Linked DNA regions of Homo sapiens: region 2 is linked to region 1. Evidence: chromatin loops called from intact Hi-C (ENCODE). Cell type or tissue: heart left ventricle. All regions are shown on one strand. Links, peaks and the distances in the headings refer to the core of each region. The heading gives the core; the rest is flanking DNA.

Region 1 (5,364 bases), core at 315-5,314:
CTGAGCCACCGCGCCCGGCCTAATTTTTTGTCTTTTTGGTAGAGATGGGGTTTCGCCATATTGGCTAGTCTGGTCTCCAAATCCTGACCTCAGGTGATCCACCTACCTCGGCCTCCCAAAGTGTTAGGATTACAGGTGTGAGCCGCTGTGCCCGGCCCTCAACCTCCTATATGCAAAGATTGTAGGAGCTCTGTAGCCATGTAGATCTCCCACTCACCTTGACCTCCACTACCTCTGGCAGAGCCCTAGGGATCCAGAGTCTGGCTGGCCGCCCAGCATCACTTTCAGCATCCTGTCCTGAGCAGTGGCTGGTTGTGGGACTTGCTTATCTGGCATGGTCCTCAGCTCTAGGCAGAATTGAACTGGTGGTACAGGAAGTCCCAGCTATGCAAGCCCAGAAGAAATCCTCAGAATGACCTCAGAACAGTGAGCCTGAAAAAGAAGGGCAGACTCGCCACAGCGGCTTCCAGGCTCTGAGGCTCCACATAAGGAAGGGACTGCCTTTTGCCGCTCTGAGCACCTTGGCCTCTGCAAGGGCCAGGGGACATCCTGTTCTGAGGAGCCCAGCCAGCCAGCAGGGGACTGGAGATTGTGGACTGTGGGGACCTACGGACTTGGGACAGAGCTTCCATCTGTATTCACATGTGCTGAGCATGGAGAAGGCAGCTCTCAGGGTCTGAGAGGCTCTGGGTAGCAGAGCCTGGCCTGGCAGGGCAAGCTTCAGGCTGTGATCTCCTTAGAGGAGACGAGGTTACAGAGGAAGAGAAACTACCAGGTAGGAGTATTGAGGCGGAGAATCAGAGGTCAAATTGGGTAACTTTAAGTTTCCTTCCGGGCCAGGTATGGTGGCTCACACCTGTAGTCCCAGCGCTTTGGAAGGCCAAGGCAGGCAGATCACCTGATGTCAGGAGTTCAAGACCAGCCTGGCCAACATGGTGAAACCTCATCTCTACTAAAAATACAAAAATTAGCCAGACGTGGTGCTGCATGCCTATAATTCCAGCTACTTGGAAGGCTGAGACAGGAGAATCACTTGAACCCAGGAGGCAGAGGTTGCAGTGAGCAAAGATCATGCCACTGCACTCCAGCCTGGGCAACAAAGCGAGACTCTGTCTCAAAAAAAAAAAAAAAAAAAAGTTTCCTTCCAACCCAAGCGTCTAAAATTTCAGATCTCAATTCATCTGCCTTTGAGGGGTCTGAGTGACAGGGTCTGGGTGGGGGGAACTGGGCCTGGGGGGTCTGAGTGACGGGGTCTGGGTCGGGGAACCGGGCATGCTGGCAGCCTCTGCCGTTGCAAAGACGCTCCTCATCACAGTCATGCACCTGCTTCCCCGCCCGGCCTAGAGTCATGACCATAACCCCAGGCTGTGTGTAACCCTGAAGGCAATCAGGCAGGGGAAGTGAGATGGCAGGTGTGGCATGAGCCTTCCAGTACCCCTGGGAGCAGAGGCTGGGACGGGGCTGCACAAAGAATACAGGAAGCACACAAAGAGAGGCTTACTCAGTCCGGTGCTCTGGGCTAGTTGGCCTTGCAAGAGGGTTTTCTTTCTTTTTTTTTTTTTTTTGAGATGGAGTCTCGCTCTGTTGCCCAGGCTGGAATGCAGTAGCGATCTCAGCTCACTGCAACCTCTGCCTTCCAGGTTCAAGCAGTTCTCTGCCTCAGCCTCCAAAGTAGCCGGGACTACAGGTGCATGCCACCAAACCCAGCTAATTTTTTGTATTTTTAGTAGAGACAGGGTTTCACCATGTTGGCCAGGACGGTCTTGATCCTCTGACCTCGTGATCCACCTGCCTCGGCCTCCCAAAAGGCTGGGATTACAGGCATGAGCCACCACGCCTGCCCAGTTTTCTTTCTTTTTTTAAGAAAATATTCTGTAGAAACAGAGTCTTTCTGTGTTGCCCAGGCTGATCTCCAGCTCCTGGGCTCAAGCAGTCCTCCCGCCTTGGCCTCCCAAAGCGCCAGGTTTCTAAGCGTGAGCCACCACGCCCAGCCCCACGATGGTTTTCTAAGACCCTAAGACCCAGATCTGCTTCTTCCCTCATCTGGGGGCCTGTTTGTCAACTTGATTCTGAGTTAACAGCTTAATGCCAAGAAGAAATCTCAGAGTGAAACAACTATTCACCCTTCCTCCTCCAGTACCCCGCAGATAGTCAGCCCCAGGAAGGGGACCAGTGCCAGGGTGAGCTGGGTTGGGAAGGGACCCCAAAGGGCTCCTTAGAAACTCATTAGCTGGGCCCATGTGTCTCTCTGAGAGTGCAGGAAAGGGGCTGGCCCAGTTCTTCAGGACCATTTTGACTTCATGAACAGAGGAGACCCCTGTGCTTTCATCTGAAGAGGTGGTTCACGGCTGCCTTTTACGCTCCCAGGTCACGCTGGAATTCCCCTGTAATGATTTTTGGGCTCCATGGTTCTCTAACAATCTCTGGTTAACTCAGCCGCAGACTCTCAGAGCCTGTCATCGCAGCGGGAGGAGGACGCTCCGGCGTTTCCTGCTCAGGCCTGTTTTCCTCCATCTCTGTCTCTGGCAGCAGGTGGGGAAGGAAGCTAACCAGGGCCTGTGTTTGCAGTCCCATCACAGAATAGGGCTCGTCAGAGAGTCAGAGCTCAGGAGTTCAGATGTCAGGGGTTTCGGCCCAGTTTTCTGTCACAGGCCTGAACTCTGACCCAGTGCCTCATGTCATTGATTTGGGTCCTTCCAGAGTCAAGCGTCAGCCTCACTGTTCCTCCTGTCGTAAAGCTGGAGAACGGCAGCTCGACCAACGTCAGCCTCACCCTGCGGTAAGTTCCTGGGCCTGGCGCTGTGCTCAGCTCCGCTCAGGCCCCGCAGCTGGGTCAGGGCTGACCCCTGGCTCAGTCTGTTCAGATTTCAGATGCGCTATTCTTGCCTCTTACCTGTAAGACAAGCCCTAGAAAAAGGGATGGTGCTAGCCCCGGGCTGCAGGATGGGATCGCAAAGGCTGACCCCCACCCTGAGTCCTCACTTTCCCTGGCAGGAGAAGGAAGGGGTGCTTCTCCCAGAGACGTGCGTCTTTTCCCCGCATGGGAAGAGTCCTGTGTGACCGGTGTTGAGGCCAGATTTCAAAGCGATTCTTTCTAAGACTAAGTATTTGAAGAGAGCCCTGAAGGTCAAGGGGCAGGGAGCTGAGCTGCTGGTTGGCACTTCTGAGGTTGCTTTCAGAAGCAGGAGTGGCCACGTCGGGTGAATGCCGCTCATGCTGGGCCTTGTCTGGGAGTCTCACTTGCTGCCACCTGCTGGCTTAGGCACAAACGTCGCGACCTAGTCCAGTCTGTGCCAGGGAGGCTGCCTCTGCCTTCTCTGCTCTTAGCTGCTTTGTCCTTCCCTTGCCTCCCAGCCGTGAGGATTCCCTGATGAAGAAGACCTAGAACCCTCTCCTTCTCTCTTTATGCCTTTCCCCCTTCCTCGCCTCTCCTGCGAGATCTGGCCTGAAAGCAAAGCTTTGGTTCCGAGGCCCCTAGCAGGCCTGCCATTCCGCTCCCAGCTCCTTCTGTCTCTGCACACCCTCCCCCTGCAAATCTTACAAGTCATCTCTTACCACAACTGTCCAGGCCCCTGGAGTGGCCTCCCACTGCCTTTCAGATTAACTCCAGGCCTCTAAACCCAGGGCCAGGGCCCAGAAGACGGCTTCCAGCCAGCACATCTGCCTTCTCCCGTCAGATGCCTCTCCCAGCTTTCCAAGTCCGGACTGCTCCCTCCTCATTCCCTGCCTGAGCCCTCTCCTCCTTCAGTCAAATGCTGGCCCTCACACAAGGCCCCACTCAGACCCGACTCTCTGGGAAGCCTTTCCCACCGGAGCAGGGAGCCACGGTCCTGGGCCTCCAGATGCCTCATTTGTCATTCACACCCACCTTGCTTTCTTCTCTGTTCTCACCCTACCCTGAAGGGACAGACACCTGGTCTCCTGATTAAGACAGGAAGGCCTACGGGAGCACGATTTCCACCTGGCTACCCATCAGGGTGGAGCACCTAGCATTTCCTAAGCCTAACTGCTTGAGAGTTGAAGGCCAGATGTGAAATCCAGAGGGTTGGTTGAGATCTCACTGTCCAGCTTCTCAGCAGTAATTAGACTCTTGTCCTCCACAGGCCACCATTAAATGCAACCCTGGTGATCACTTTTGAAATCACATTTCGTTCCAAAAATATTACTATCCTTGAGCTCCCCGATGAAGTAAGTAACCAATCTTAACGGATGGGTAGGGAAATGCTAGGTAACAGAACACATTTGAATTAAGAGCTGGTGGAAACAGGTCTCCTAGGCGGCCCCTGTTCCATCAACCTAGAAATCTGTGATTTTGGCTTTGTTGGTGTCTTTTGGGGATGAGTATCACATGCCATTAGATGGAATTAAGAAGGTGATAGTGAGGAACCTGAGGCAAAAATGGTTCTGGGAATGTAAACGTTCTTACCGGGAGTGGTGGCTCACGCCTGTAATCCCAGCACTCTGGGAGGCCAAGGTGAGCGGGTCACCTGAGGTAGGAAGTTCGAGACCAGCCTGATCAACATGGTGAAACCCCATCTCTACTAAAGTAAATACAAAAATTAGCCAGTCGTGGTGGCATGCACCTGTAATCCAAGCCACTTGGGAGGCTGAGGCAGGAGGATCACTTGAACCCAGGAGGCGGAGGTTGGGGTGAGCCTAGATGGCCCCACTACACTCCAGCCTGGGTGACAGAGTGAGACTCCTTCTCAAAAAAAAAAAAAAAAAAAGTTCTTACAATTTTCAAGGCCTGGCTGCTCAAAGGGCATTCAAGGACCAGAGAATTGGGCTTCCTTAGGAACACAGCATCTCAGGCCCCATCCCAAACCTACTGATTCAAAGTCAGCACACTAGCAAGATCCCCAAATGGTTTGAGTCCACATTAAGGTTTGTGAAGCCTCATTCTGAGACACCACTGGTTGGGTGTCGTTTCCAAAAACCAGTGCCAGAGGCCGTGTGATCTAATAGCGATCATTACCCATAGCTTTATGCATGTATCTATTTGTGTGTACCCTGCTCCCACCTTACTGAGCATTTGAGCCAGTTGCTATTCAATTAGATAAAAAGCATCCACAGAGGAGGTGGCAAATAAGGGTTTAAATAACAAGATGAACGCAAGTCACTCAGGGCGCATAACTTCTGGAGAGCTATTGTACAACCTGGCGATATAGTTAACAATCATGTATTACTGCATGCCTAAAAACTGCTAAGAGATAGATCCTAAATGTTCCCACCACAGCTGGGTGCAGTGGCTTGCACCTATAGTCCTAGCTACTCACGTTCGTAACAACAACAAAAAAAAGATAAGTATCTGAGATGATGGATATTAATTAGCTTGATTTAGTCATTTCACAATGTATGCATACA
Region 2 (5,364 bases), core at 145-5,144, 110 kb before region 1:
CCTTGCCCATCTTGGCGGCCAGCTGCAGCGGCGTGAGGCCATCGTTGTTGCGAGTGGTCTCCAGCTCCCAGTTGCCACTCCGCAGTAGGATCATGTCGTACATGCGCTTCACAAAGTCATTCTGCGTCTTGAAGTCCTCGGCCACGGTCACCAGGGCGTGAAGGATGTTGTTGCCTCGTGAGTCCCGCGAGGTGATGTCCGTCTGCTCGTGCTCCATCAGCAGCTGCACAATCTCGGGCTGGTTGGTGCATGCTGCCAGGGCCAGGGGCGTCTCACCTGGGGGATGAGCGCACTGAAGCTTGGTTCTCTCATGGGCCGGAAGCAGCGTCCCCCAAGCCCCAGGACTGGGGCCCATATCCTATCTCAGCAGGATGGGCACCTCAGGTTCCCTAGCCCTCTCCCCATCTTCCGCTTCTACGGGGAAGAGTGAAGCTAGATCACTGCGGTAGCCTCCTAACTGGCCTCCCTGCCTCCACCCTGGCCCTTTAATACTCTGCTCAGCACAGCAGCCAGACCAACCTGTTAGTGCCTCCCCCAGAATGAAAGCACAGGTTCCAATGACAGCCCACAAAGCCCTGCATACTCTGACCTCCTCTCTCCATCACTCACTCCCTCCTGCTACAACGGCCTTTTTCCACCTCCTCCAACACGCCGCCTGGGGGCCTTCGCTCGGCTGTCCCCTCTGCCTGTAGATAGCCCAGTCACTTTCTCCCTCACCTCCTTCAAGTCCTTGCTCAAATGTCACCTTTCAGTGAGCCACCCTAACCACTCTATTTAAAATTAAAATCCACCCTCCTCTTGTCCCAGACAGAACTCTTGGTTCCTTGTCCTCTGCTTTACTTTTTTTTTTTTTTTTGAGATGGAGTCCTACTCTGTCGCCAGGCTGGAGTGCAGTGGTGCGATCTCGCCTCACTGCAACCTCTGCCTCCCGGGTTCAAGCTATTCTCCTGCCTCAGCCTCCTGAGTAGCTGGGACTACAGGCGCCCGCCACCACGCCCGGCTAATTTTTGTATTTTTAGTAGTGATGGGGTTTCCCCATGTTGGCCAGGATGGTCTTGAACTCCTGACCTCGTGATCCACCTGCCTTGGCCTCCCAAAGTGCTGGGATTACAGATGTGAGTCACTGCACTCGGTCTACTTTGTATTTTTTAAGAGCACTTATCATTTCATATCATAGTATATAAAATTCTTATTTATAGTGCTTATTACCGATGGTCTCTCCCTGTCTAGAATGTAAGTTCCATGAGGGCAAGGATCTCTATTTTGTTCACTGATACATTTCAAGTACCTAGAACAGTGCCTGATGTAGACAGTAAGTGCTCAATAAATGCTTGTTAAGAAAAAATAAGGCAAGTGACTCACATGAGGTCACACAGCAAGCCTGGGACACGACCAGCTCCGGACACCAGGTCTTCAGCTGCCTCCCCTCTCCTCGCCCCACCCAACAAATGCTTCCCAACACCAGGTCCAACCAGCTCCTATGCAGGGCAATGGGGACACACGATGAACTGGACAAGACCCCGTTTTCCAGGACACCCACACCTGGACACGCAGGGCTGCCCAGAGCACAGACTAGCTAGTCCTGCTGATTAAAAAACCACCCAGAAGATAGTCCCAGCTACTCAGGAGGCTGCAGCATGAGAATCGCTTGAACCCAGGAGGCAGAGGCTGCAGTGAGCCAGATGGCACCACTGCACTCCAGCAGCCTGGGCAACAGAGTGAGACTCCATTAAAAAAATAAAAATAAAAAAAATAACACCCAGAAGAGAAAACAGATGGGTGATCATCAGTCAGGCAAGACTGGGTGGCAGGAGGGGTCTCCTCTGCAACAAAGTTACACAGAGAAATTTTTGTGTGTGACGGAGCCATTTGTTCCCTGTTCTGACTGCAGTGGTGGTGAACCAACTCGACGCACTGTGAAAATGAACAGAACTGTCCTCTAACACGGGTGACTTTCACTATATCTAAATTATGCATTTCAATTTTTTTTTTTTTTCCTAGAGCATCCTAACCCCAATTGCTTCTGGACTCTGTGACTTGTGAGGCAGGGGAGTTCTGCCCTCTCACTCTCGACTCCCTGTCTGCAGTCCTGAGATGCACTGGGCCCTGGCACAGAGGTCAGAGCTGGAGGCCAGGACACCTAAGTCAATGCCCTGCTACCCTGGGGCAAGTCCTTTCCCTTCACAGAGCCATCTCCTCGCCTGTAAAATGGGGCTGCCTCCTCAGCCTCCCTCCCAGGTCTCTGTTCCCTCAGAGAGCTACCCAGGACAATGCTTCTAAGACCACCAGGTGACACCACCGGAACATGGACTCCTCCCCCAACACCTCCTCCCAGCCCCTCCTTCTCTGGTCCACCCTGGTGTCCTGCTCAGATGGACATGCCCAGCCTCCTCCCCTCCTGCCCCTCTGGGGCACCAGAGCTTCTTAAGGCAGGGACAGTGTGGGTGGAGCTCAAAGCGGGGTGGCCCCTCCCTTCCTCCCTCCTTCCTTCCTTTCTCTCCCTCCGCCCTCCTTCCTCCTCCCTTCCTCCCTCTCCCTCCTCCTTCTCCCTTCTGTCTCCTGCCTCCCTCCTCCCTCCCTCCCCCTCCTTACTCCTCCTCCCTCTCCCTCCTCCCTCCTCCCTTCCTCCCTCCTTCCTGCTTCCCTCTTCCTTTCTCCCTCCTCCCTTCCTTCCTCTCCCTCCTCCCTTCCTTCCTCCCTCATCCTTCCTGCTTCCTTCCTCCCTCCTCCCTCTCCCTCCTCTCTCCTTCCTGTTTCCCCCTCCCTTCCTCCCTCTCCCTCCTCACTTCCTTCCTCCTTCCCTCTTTCTTCCCCCCTCCTCCCTTCTTCCCTCCTTCCCCTTCCCTCCCTTCCTCTCCCGTCTCCCTCCTCCCTCCTCCCAGACTCCGCACCGGGCGGGGGCGGCACCCACCGAAGTAGAAGCCTTCGTGTTGGTACTTGGGGTTGAAGAAGGCCCCCTTGGCGTGCGCGTTGACGTCGGCGCCGGCGGCGATGAGCAGGGCTGCGATGTCCCCCTGCCGCCGCTCGATGGCGATGTTCAGCGCCGTCTGCCCTGCGGAGCGGGCGGGGACGCGCGGGAGCCTCAGCGCCGGGCACAGGGGCCTCTTGCCCACCCGCTCTGGCCTCCATACCCTCCCCGAACCCACGGGGAGATCAGAACCCTGGTCTGTGTCGCCAGCTACCAGGAATCCCAGCTTTGTTCTTTGCTTCCTTCATGCCTGCGCGGACCCAAGAAATGTTTGTGGAGCGCCTGCTCCGGGCTCCGGCCCCAGGCGCTGGGGGTCAGTGGGTGCCCAAGACGCAATCTCGATTATTTTCCTCAAGAAGCCCGCAGTGTCACTGAGAACGAGGTGCTACGATTCAGAGGGGTGCAGGAGCTGCGGTACCCAGAGCAAGGGCCCTTCACAGCCAGAGAGCGTCAGGGGGCTTCCCAGAGCTCTCTAACCTGGGACCTCAGAAGTTTAGCGAGGCGGTGTGGGGCCAGCTCATCAGCCAGGGCAAGAGGGCAGAGCTTGTGCTAAGGGCCAGAGTCACAGACGGCCTTGAATTAGGAAACTGGCAGGACGAGAATGTAGGGCTCGGTGCATGGGTGTTTTCAGACCTCTCTGGCTGCAAAAGTGGAGGATGCGTTAGAAGCAGCCGAGACCAGTGAAGGAAATGATGAGGCCTGTAATCCCAGCACACTGGGAGGCCAAAGCAGGTGGATCACCTGAGGTCAGGAGTTCGAGAGCAGCCTGACCAACATGGTGAAACATGGTCTGTACTAAAAATACAAAATTAGCCGGCCGTGGGGGCGCATGCCTGTAATCCCAGCTACTTGGGAGGCTGAGGCAGGAGAATCGCTTGAACCCAGGAGGCAGAGGTTGCAGTGAGCCGAGATTGGTCCATTGCACTCCAGCCTGGGCAAGAAGAGTGAAACTCCATCTCAAAAAACAAACAAACAAACAAAAAAATGATGAGGCCTGGACTAAGGGGAGTTGGAGGGCACATGAAGGGTGGAGAAAGGAGGAAGCCCAAAGACCCTCTGGAGAAAGAGCCTTCAGGATGCCCGGCTGGGAAGAAGGGTGTCTCAGGTAAGATCTAGGTATTCAGCCCTGGCGGTGGGTGAATGATACGCTGGTGACACAGCAAGAGGAAAGAAGGGTAGCGGGAGAGACACTAAGCCTGCTGGAGACCAGAGAACTTCCAGATGGAAGGGACCAGAAGGCTGGAGTGGGGGAAGGGTCTCGAAATGCACCAACAGAAACAGCAGTTTCCAAAGAGCTGCCGCTGTGTCATAAACAAACATAGTCTTGGTGGATTAAAGAACCAAGCTTTAAGACACATTAGAAAGTTTGTTTATAGCTAACCTTTTGGTAGGGAAGACCTTCTTAAGCAGGATCCAAAAGGCAGAAACCATAAAGAAAAGGCTGACATATTTGCTTACATAAAGGTTTTTGGTTTTGGGGGTTTTTGGTTTTTTGTTTGTTTGTTTGTATGTTTGACATAGGATCTTGCTGTGTCACCCAGGCTGGAGTGCAGTGGCGTGAGCATAGCTCACTGCAACCTTGAACTCCTGGGCTCAAACGATCCTCCTGTCTCAGCCCCCCAAAAGCTAGACTTTCATATTTGGCATAAGAAATGCTCTAAGACATACAGTTAATCAAACAAAGCAACTTGTAGAATACAGACGTGATGGTCCTATTTTATGTTAGATAAGTAAATAAAACTATTTCTGTGTACATATATACACACACACGTGTGGACTACAGGCCTGCACCACCACTCCCGGCTTATTTTTAAAATTTTTTGTAGAGACAGGATCTTGCTGTGTTGCCCAGGCTGGTCTTGAATTCCTGGGCTCAAGCAATCCCCCTACCTCGGAGATTTCTGTATTTCCGAATGCATCCTAATGAAAGTTAAAGACAAGTGATAGGCTGGGGAAAATATTTGAGATATATAAAAAGGCAATGTGTTTTAGGGCCGGGCGCGGTAGCTCACACCTGTAATCCCAGCACTTTGGGAAGCCGAGGCGGGTGGATCACTTGAGGTCAGGAGTTCGAGACCAGCCTGGCCCACATGGAGAAACCCCATCTCTACTGAAAATACAAAAAAATTAGCCAAGTGTGGTGGCGGGCACCTGTAGTCCCAGCTACTCAGGAGGTTGAAGCAGGAGAATCACTTGAACTCAGGAGGCAGAGATCGCGCCACTGTACTCCAGCCTGGGCTAGAGAGCAAGACTCTGTCTTTTTAAAAAAAAAAAAAAAAAAAAGGCATGCCAGGCACGGTGGCTCACACCTGTAATCCCAGCACTTTGGGAGGCTGAGGCGGGCAGATCACGAGGTCAGGAGATCGAGACCATCCTGGCTAACCTGGTGAAACTCT

Evidence for each region. Hi-C counts contacts between places; a loop is a spot of excess contacts. Peaks named below come from ENCODE experiments on the same cell type or tissue, not always from the same donor. Only the 100,000 strongest peaks of a DNase experiment are listed, where the experiment ranks them.
Region 2: it touches region 1 in a loop (2.5-fold over the local background); 19 of 110 quality-filtered maps call a loop at or near these places.

The regions. Positions count from the first base shown.
Region 1 is chr17:3,644,744-3,650,107 of GRCh38, forward strand. CTNS (cystinosin, lysosomal cystine transporter) reads left to right here. Exons shown (of 12, transcript NM_004937.3): 4 at 2,701-2,779; 5 at 4,104-4,188. LOC105371493 (a long non-coding RNA gene) reads right to left here. Exons shown (of 6, transcript XR_007065579.1): 5 at 218-432. Among named protein-coding and RNA genes, the nearest start is that of CTNS, 11 kb to the left of the region's middle. In heart left ventricle, for the core only: a CTCF peak has its summit at 3,259 (motif pointing left); a DNase peak (open chromatin) is centred at 3,249.
Region 2 is chr17:3,532,662-3,538,025 of GRCh38, forward strand. TRPV3 (transient receptor potential cation channel subfamily V member 3) reads right to left here. Exons shown (of 18, transcript NM_145068.4): 7 at 2,912-3,052; 8 at 1-276. Among named protein-coding and RNA genes, the nearest start is that of TRPV3, 22 kb to the right of the region's middle. RefSeq lists a silencer at 3,088-3,137. In heart left ventricle, for the core only: CTCF peaks have their summits at 3,016 and 3,215; a DNase peak (open chromatin) is centred at 2,980; H3K4me3 peaks cover 841 bases; H3K27ac peaks cover 461 bases.